Linked DNA regions of Homo sapiens: region 1 is linked to region 2. The links are chromatin contacts, found by Hi-C or POLR2A ChIA-PET in ENCODE. All regions are on one chromosome and are shown on one strand. The core of a region is the stretch at or near the end of the contact, and the rest is flanking DNA. Distances in the headings are between cores, read along the strand shown.

Region 1 (4,295 bases), core at 600-3,099, 67 kb after region 2:
CTTTGCAGTTTGTGCTGTTCTTTCCTTGGAAGAGAAGAGTTGTGTAGGCTGACAATGCTGGTTCCCAGTACCCTCACCCCTCTCTGCCATTTCCCTCCATCCTGGATAAAAGAAGGCAGATTTATCAGTAGAAACTGAATGTGGCTGTGGAAAGCATTTTACCATTTGTCCCCTAAATATCATTTCATAGAGGATTCTTCTCTGGCATGGAGATCATATGTTTTGGATATTCCAGGAAAGTGTGAATTTCACATATTCTATTCCTCTGTCAGGCATGTGTACTGGTTTTGGGTTAGGGGTAGAATACCCACTTACTCCGGGTAGGTCTCTAAGCATGATAGTACATTTTTGGGTGCTAACCAAGACTCAGCCATGAAAGATCTGGGAAAAATGTAGCATTAATCACGGGGCCAGGACATATTAAGAAGAAATTTCTCACACATGTGATTCTAAACTGCACATTCTTAAACAGGTTTTCCATCTCAATTTTCAATGGACTTTATTGACTTAGTCCATTGCATGAAGGCTCAAGGTGATTTTGCTTTGAAACACTCAAAGAGAGCCTTATTGAAATATGTTATTGATGTTGAAAATGACGCTGGATAAGAATAGCTGTCCTAAATGGATCTTTGACCCCTTAATGTAATCAAGATTATCAGGGATTTTTTTCCCCCTCTTGAGGCAACGGTTTTGTCATGGAAAAAAATGAGTGAGAACAATCAGAATGTTTTCTAGATTAGATACTAGGTGTCGGAATACAGAAGATGTCTGTTCTGGCAGACTGATTATTTTTCCAATACCAAGTACAGTACAGTTTCTGGTTTACAATCCCCGCCTTCCCTGGTGCCAGGTTGCTTTGCCTGAAAACTCCCATCCCAGGAACTTGAAGCACCATTCAATACAGCTACAGTATACAGGGCAAAGCTCCATTTCAAAGGTCAATGTATAATGAGATAGGAAGAATCAGCTTCTAGAAGGGTATGAAGTCCATATTTGAATGGTTCTCAAACTTATATTCTGAAGGGAAACTTATTACTTTTGTTTCTTTTCCCAAATTTGGTCTTCCCAGATGTTAAGGATCCTGGTGTCAAATTGGAACCCAGCCTACTTGACGTTGAAGTCTCCAGAATATAGTTTGGCTTCAGGGAATGTAGCTGCCTTGTGCGGTATCTGGAAGAGGCTTCTTTGATTGTGACTTTTACTATGTGGCCAGTTCTGATGGTCTGGTGTATTTTCAGAAGAATGTTGAACGTAAGGTTAATCAGGGAGATTTTAATTTATTGGGCACTATAGACGTGAAACTTTTTAAAAGCTGATGAAAATATTTGAAAACTGGAAAAAATTATAGGCTACAAAATAGAAATACACTGCAAAATGAAAGTTTCAAAAACAAAATTATAAAAATCCTTTTGCAGCATAAAGAAAAATGTTATGTTTAGGATGAGATTGGGTATGTATGTATGTATTAACATGTTTGGTATGATGTGGGCAGAGCAGGAAGGGCTCAGCTATGAACCTCTTACTGTGGCCCTGCGGCTGGGCATATTGAGATACAGCAATAGATACTTCTGGGTTTAAATAAACACTTTTTCTTTTCTGGATAAAAGTTTATTGTTTCTGGTTTGCCTCTCAACAAGAGATACTAGTAATACCAGCTTCGATCTAAAAACTTCAATTTCCTATGACAGCAACTGAACAATGTCTTGAAATTCCATCATTGTTAGACTGGGTGGGAAAATTCTAGCTGAACCTGCTTCTTTTATTAAGAGGATTGGGCTTTGTGACCTCAGAGAAGAATTTTGGCAAAACAGATATGCTGATTCTAGTCCTGGTAGCAATTGCTGGGCTCTCAGCAACTCTTCATGTGGGCTCTTCCCTTCCCCCTTTCAAAACTTGCAATTAACCCTGGGTAAGAGCCTTTTTTATTGAAATTCAGTTGAGGGACCCATAATTTAACTGTACGTCAGGAAACAAGAGAGACAGAAACTAGGAGTTTTGCCAGACACCGGGGAACAGCTTTATATTATCACGGAATCCTCAAGTTGGAAGGGGCTTTCAAAATCCTCCTGCTCAACCCCCACACTCTACAGATGAAGGAAGGCAGGAAGGCCAAGATGAGAAGTTACTTACTCCAGGTCTTAGAGGTGATTTGTGATTTGTGGCAGAGAAAGGATTAGCAAACAGGCTCCTGACCTTCTGTCTCACTCCATGCTGACTGAGAGTGGAAGAAAAAATAAAGTCCACTTTGGTGTGGAAATGCTTTCTACTAAGATTAGAGGAGAATGAATCATTGGAATTTTTTTTTTTTTTTAAACAGTGATTCAGAGCAAACTGCGTAGAGTATGCAAGATACAGGGAAACACTGAATCCTGGGGCTGACAGTTTACATCCTGGCTGTTTACCAAGTGTGTATAGACATGGAGTCTTTTGATTCTGCTTGTTGAATAATTATATTTGATCTTAAAATCTCCCCAGCTATACTGTGATAGGTTTTGTGCCTTACAGTTTATGAAGTCTCCAGTTATTAGTGTGGGCAAAGTCTTGTTGTATATAGAGAACAGCTTGTAAATTTTTTGCTCTGAGAATCTCCAAGGTGAAATCCACTCATATATACTCATTGCTAATAGGAATAATGATAGATTCTGTGCTTTTCTTATTAAGTGTTGAGTTGATTTGGATGCAGCAGTTCTGCAATTTCCTAAAATACATCTTTGTGTTTCAGTAATGGAAAGCTCAGAAATTCTCTACAGAGATATTCTCTCACTTTTAAGCCCCACCTGCTATTTAGGCAAGGCAAATATTCCACTGGTGGAAGATGTAACTCAGGGCTAATAATCTGCTTTTCAGAAATGTTATTTCCAAGATATTGACAGAATGACTTCAAACTCCTGAGCAAAGCATAGGGAGACGGATTTCCTAAGAGGCAGAGTGTTTTCTTTAAAAAGCTCTGCAACAAGCCCAGGTTATCTTTTACAGTCTGGAAGATAGCAGTTTAACCAAGATAAAAAGCTGTAAATGGTTATTAATCTACAACAGCCATTACTTTTGCACTGGGACATGATTTTTCCACTGAGCCCAAGCCTGTTCCAGGTTGGATTTCTGATTTCTTTCCATTGAATGAAAGGACAGGGCTGTTTTTACCAATATAATGACACTTCCTTTTCAACAAACAACAGAGCAAAGGCCCTTGTTTTTGTACTCTTGTCTCTACATAACTTTGCTTTTGTGGTGCAATGAATGGCACAGTTGTCCTCTTCTTTATGTTTTAAAAAATCATACTTTTGCTAAGTTGCTAGGAACTATATACATTTTAGTTTACTTCATAAACAACTGAAATAATAAAATTCCTATTTTTCTGTTCTTGAGGGACTAAGGGCCCTTTTAAAAAGCACTTACTGTCTCTCTCTCTGTGATTTTAATTTTAATTTCCTCATTCAAAAATGACAATAACAATATTACTTCAAAGGGTTATTGGGAGGGGTAAATGAAATAATATGTGTCTGAGAAAGTATATGTTAGTTGTCCCTTTTGTACAAATGAATGAAATGATTTACTCAATTGAAATCCATGTTGGCCAAACTTCAGCTCCGGATTAGACACTGATGAATAACTTTTTTTTTTCTTTTTATAGGTCCATCTTGAAAATCTTACTGTGATTCATGAATATAAATATTCAGTATCTTTCACTGTATCTATGCCCACTATTGAGCAGGTCTATATTTTCAGTCCTGTTTATATGCTATTTACAATGATCGTCAAACACACTTAAGCAATTCCTTTTTATTCCTCATGCAATGGGAAGTAAGCAAACATTCCATGAGGTTCATTTTATGAAGCAATAAAAGAAAGTTAGTCATCAAATAAAATAAAATGGTAAAATCAAGAGACTTACTTATTCAAACTGTTTACAATCTTTCAAATAAAAATAAAAATGATTTTATAGAAAACAGATATTGAAGTAATACAACCTTTAAGCTTCCACTTGCATCCCAGATTGGACCCCACCTAGAAGAAATTTGGAATAGAGTGAATTGAATTTAGTGGTTGACTCATAATCTGGGCAAGAGACTTTTAGTCTTTCCCTTCCTGTAGTTTGCTGATTTCCCTAGAACACTTACTGCCCTTCAGAACAAGCAGGCTTCTATGGTAACCAGTGAAGTAAATGGACCCCGTTGCCAGGAAAGGTACATGAAACAAAACCAAAACAAGGCAGACAGGAAGACAGGGGCTTCCCTAGCGGTTGAATTAAGAGTTGTCAGGGGAAACATAGAAATACAATTATGAAACAGCTCAGT
Region 2 (4,137 bases), core at 1,188-3,687:
GTGGTAAGAAAACTCAACTGCAGCACTTAGGGAAGCAGAGGCAGGCAGATCACTTGAGGTCAGGAGTTCGAGAACCCGGGAGGCGGAGGTTGCAGTGAGTAGAGATCGCACCACTGCACTCCAGCCTACGCGACAGAGCAAGACTCTGTCTCAGAAAAAGAAAAGAAAAGAAAACTCAACTGGAATGGATTGAAATATAACTTATAATTGATTATGGTTTTTAAAGTGAATGAAAATAAGTCAAATTAGGGATTTTCCTAAGAGTTACAAAGCAATTACTGATATTAGGATATAACCTTGGAAGTCAGTCCAGTTTCAACTTGACTCTCTCTCACTGCATCATCTTTATTACTGATCAGTTAATAGTTAATTCACATTAATAATCCTGGGAAGGAAGCACTGAAGTGTCTTCCACCCTCACACACTTACACACACACTCACACTTACTGAAAGTCATTGGTTCAAATATATACAGTGCAGTACTCTTCAATTTAAGGTCCAGAAGTTGTTAAGTTTGAAAAGTACTGCACTATTCTAAGACTATAAAAGAGTGTTAAAAGGAAAAACAGTGGCTTTTGTAATTAGAAAGGCTTTATGAACAAGGATATTTAAATAAAAAATTCCGGATATATGTAAATGTACCAGGACATGCCCTCTACAAGCATTGAGGTTTTTCTGGTTTCAATTCAAACTTCTGATTTACAAAGTAAGATATAAGCAGAAGTAGTAGCAGTATCAAGAGCTGTCACTTTTGGGGGGCTTACTACTTAATCTTCCTTGTACAAATTCCATGTAATTTTCACATTATGCCTGTGAATTTAGGGTTATTAATCTGATTTTATAGATAGAGTCATGAATCCAAAAAGGAGCAGAGCCGAATTTGAACTAAGCTCTACTTCACTCAAAGTCAGTGTTTGGTTTCAGAATTGTGTCTCTAAAACAGCACAGGCAGTTATGCCCTATTTACTGGAATATTTGTGTTTTAGCCAAGTTTGCTATAAAGTACACTTTTTTCTGAAAGCAGAACTCCATTTTGCCAATGGTTTATATTATACAATCTGAGACTGTTTACCAGTATACAAGTTTTATAAGGGCTGGGACATGTGTGTTTTTTTCATTGCAGACACAGTACCTGGCAGATAGGGGGTATTTAATAAATACCCATTGACTGAATTAAGTGGGGTAAAAATTATCTTGTAGATAATAGAAGCATGCTTAAGGGTTCAGAAAAAACTTAGCATGCATTTTAGGTTAAAGAGAAAATTTCTAATGAAAGCAATATTACTCAAATATGGTTACATGTTCAAAATATTAGTAAAATTTGACCGATTCTCCAAATTCTAGGAGATACAGTGAATTTTTGACCAGTTTTAAGTTCTGTTACATTAATTTTGACTCAATGTTATATACTCATGCTACATGCAGTTTGGTAATAATTTATTCATATCCATGTTAAGTACTCATATTTTTCCAAACATGAACTTCTCTATTTTTTTTATTTCTTATTCTAGCAGACATAAGAAAAAAAAATGAAAGGGAATAAAAGCAGAACACAGGGTGTGTGACAATCACTTCTTTTGTTCACACTAGTGAGAGAATCTTTCTATTCCTTAAAGTTAATCAAGCAGCAAGTATTTATTAAACACCCAAAGAGTGAAGTACACAAGGCTATTGAATAGCAGTAATCTTTAGGATTATCTTGTGTCAGCGCTTATTTTCCATGTTACTCATAAACGGAGAAATGTATTTATGATGGCTTTCCAAAGAGTTGATTAAAATGCTTAACACGATTCACCTTTTATTTAAAGATAAAATAATTGAATGGGGAATTCATGAAGAGCTCTTCTCAAATTTATATTATATAAGTGATGAGTATGCTGATTTTTACTCTCAGAACGAAAATAAATAAGAAATTATTAAAGAATCCCTTCCTTTAAAAATCAGATTACTATGTAAATTTTATATCATTTGTTTATGTGGTCAGAAATTTTGGGGAAATCCTTCAAACTATTTATCTGTAGCACAAACTAGAATCTGTCTTTTGCAGATTCTTATTGTGCACTAACTTATTAAAAGATTTGGGAAAATCCACTGTAAGGAAACTTGTTTATCTTTGTTGACCACAGTTTTCAATCTTGGTTGATGATGAGGTCTCCTGTCACCCAACACCTATGAACGTATTTGGGAGTGGGATACTCTGGCTGTACTCAGAAGAGCCATGGGGGTGGAGTTCCCTAGAGTCTTGGGGACAAATCCTCACAGGATGTCCTGCTAGGAACATGACCAGCAGAGTCATGGGAGTGGGGAATCTTATTGTTGAAGATCTCTGAGATCTTAAAACGGTAGAGCCTCCAGAATGCTGTTTCAGCCTGGCAGAGCTGAAGGCATTTGACTCAAACATATGCGAGCTATTGCATAGGCTGCACTCGGAAGAGCCATGGGGGTGGAGTCCCCTAGAGTCTTGGGGACACAAGCCTCACAGGATGTGGTCAAAGAAGGTTGTTTTCAGGCCTCAAGATTTAATGTTATTTGCCTGTTGGGTGTTAGACTTACTTGGGACCTATTACCCGTTTCTTCTTTCTTACTTCTCCCTTCAGAGATGGAAATAATATCTGTTTTGTACCTGTCCTACCATTATATTTTGGAATCATAGAACTTGTTTGATTTCATAGGTTCACAGCTTGAGAACAATTTATCTCAGGATGAGTCATACCTTGAATCTCACCTATATATGATTTAGGTGATATTTAGATTAGATGTTAGACTTAGACTTAAAGTTTATGCTGGAATGAGTTAAGACTTTTGGGGCTATTAGGATAGAATGAATTTATTTTTTATGTGAGAATAACATGAATTTTGGGGGATGAGGGGCAGCATGCTATAGTTTGAGTATTTGTGTCACCTCCAAAATTCAGTTTGAAAGTTAATCTCCAATGCAACAATCTTAAGGGGTGAGGCCATTAGTAGGTGATTAGGTCATGAGGGCTCTGCCACGTGAGAACAGGGTTCAAAGTGCCATTTTGGAAGCAGAGACCAGGCCCTCACCAGACACTGAACCTGTCAGTGCCTTGATTTTAGACTTTCCAGGCTGTGGGTCCATGAAAAAAAATTATGTTCCTTATAGATTACCCAATATCAGACATTTTGTTATGGCAGCACCAACAGACTAAGAGAGAAATGAAGTCAGGAAAAACCACTGACATATTAGAACATGGCAGAGGGAAGGACCGGCAAGTTATCGTAAGCACCTTAGAATTTGCCATTTAAAGAGATGGTAGATGTCCACCATCCTGCCCTTGTGCAGTGGGGATATAGGATGCAAAGGAGGATGAACCTCAGCTCCCTACTCATTTAGACTTGCTCATCTGATAAATAGGAGACTACTTCACTTAATGGCTTTCTTCTTCTGGAATGCTGCTGGAGTCAAACAAGAGTGATCAGCACATATTTTTTGACAATTCTTTTTCCACCATGCCCTAGATGAGTATCCCACTCCCAAATATGTTCATAGGTGTTGGGTGAAAGGAGGTTCCATCATCAACCAAGACTGAAAACAGTGGTCAACAAAGATAAACAAGTTTCCTTCCAGTGGATTTTCCCAGATCTTTTAATAAGTTAGTGCACAATAAGAATTTGCAAGAGAGATAAAGTTTGAAGCATTTCCTCAAAATTTCTGACCACAGTCTCTGTATAAGTCAGGGTTCTGTCTGTTTTTAAGTAACAGAAATCCAGCTCTGACAGGCAAAGGCCATAAAGAGAGCTTAGTGGCTCATAGAACTAAGAAGCCCAGGCATGGTTGAATTCTGAGGCCTCAAATGATGTCACCAGGGCCTGTCTCCCTCAGTCTCTTGGGCTCAGCTTTCCTCTGAGTTAGTTTCATTCTCACACAATCTTTCCTTATGTGTTGATCCTTGGCAGCTCCAGGCTTACATCATTTTTAAATCTACAAATTCCACTTGGGAAAAATACCTACTAGAGAATGGAACTTTTCTGAAGTGAATCATTTTTGAATTTAGAGATATTTAAATTGATTGGCTTCCCAATTCCCTGACATTCACCCTACTCCAAGTTAGTGCTTTATAATTTACACAATGTGTTTTTTTTTTATTACTTCCGAAGTCATAACCCAAAGTGGGT

What was found. Hi-C counts contacts between places; a loop is a spot of excess contacts on that map. ChIA-PET counts read pairs that join two places held with the same protein, here RNA polymerase II (POLR2A). Pooled maps may share reads with other maps.
Region 1: a loop to region 2 is called in a map of B cell, with 11 times the contacts of the local background. The contact joins the promoter of LINC02399 here to the enhancer-like site in region 2. A Hi-C loop is called at or near these places in 11 of 168 maps with a recorded cell type or tissue (B cell, CD4-positive, alpha-beta T cell, CD4-positive, alpha-beta memory T cell and 6 more), 25 of 37 single-sample maps with no recorded cell type and 18 of 50 pooled maps. POLR2A ChIA-PET finds 5 or more read pairs at or near these places in 9 of 52 experiments (AG04450, BJ, CD4-positive, alpha-beta memory T cell and 6 more).

The regions. Positions count from the first base shown.
Region 1 is chr12:89,945,844-89,950,138 of GRCh38, forward strand. It overlaps LINC02399 (long intergenic non-protein coding RNA 2399), which reads left to right and starts at 1,850. Exons shown (of 3, transcript NR_135019.1): 1 at 1,850-1,909; 2 at 2,318-2,405; 3 at 3,632-3,883. The region is part of intron 6 of LOC105369890 (a long non-coding RNA gene); the gene reads left to right.
Region 2 is chr12:89,878,439-89,882,575 of GRCh38, forward strand. No RefSeq gene overlaps it. Among named protein-coding and RNA genes, the nearest start is that of LINC02399, 67 kb to the right of the region's middle. RefSeq lists enhancers at 2,171-2,300, 2,381-2,450. Within about 2 kb of position 2,438, at least 9 of the 41 ENCODE cell types and tissues checked have a DNase peak (open chromatin) inside an H3K27ac peak, as active enhancers do; they include B cell, CD4-positive, alpha-beta T cell, CD8-positive, alpha-beta T cell and 3 more, where a contact is called at or near this core.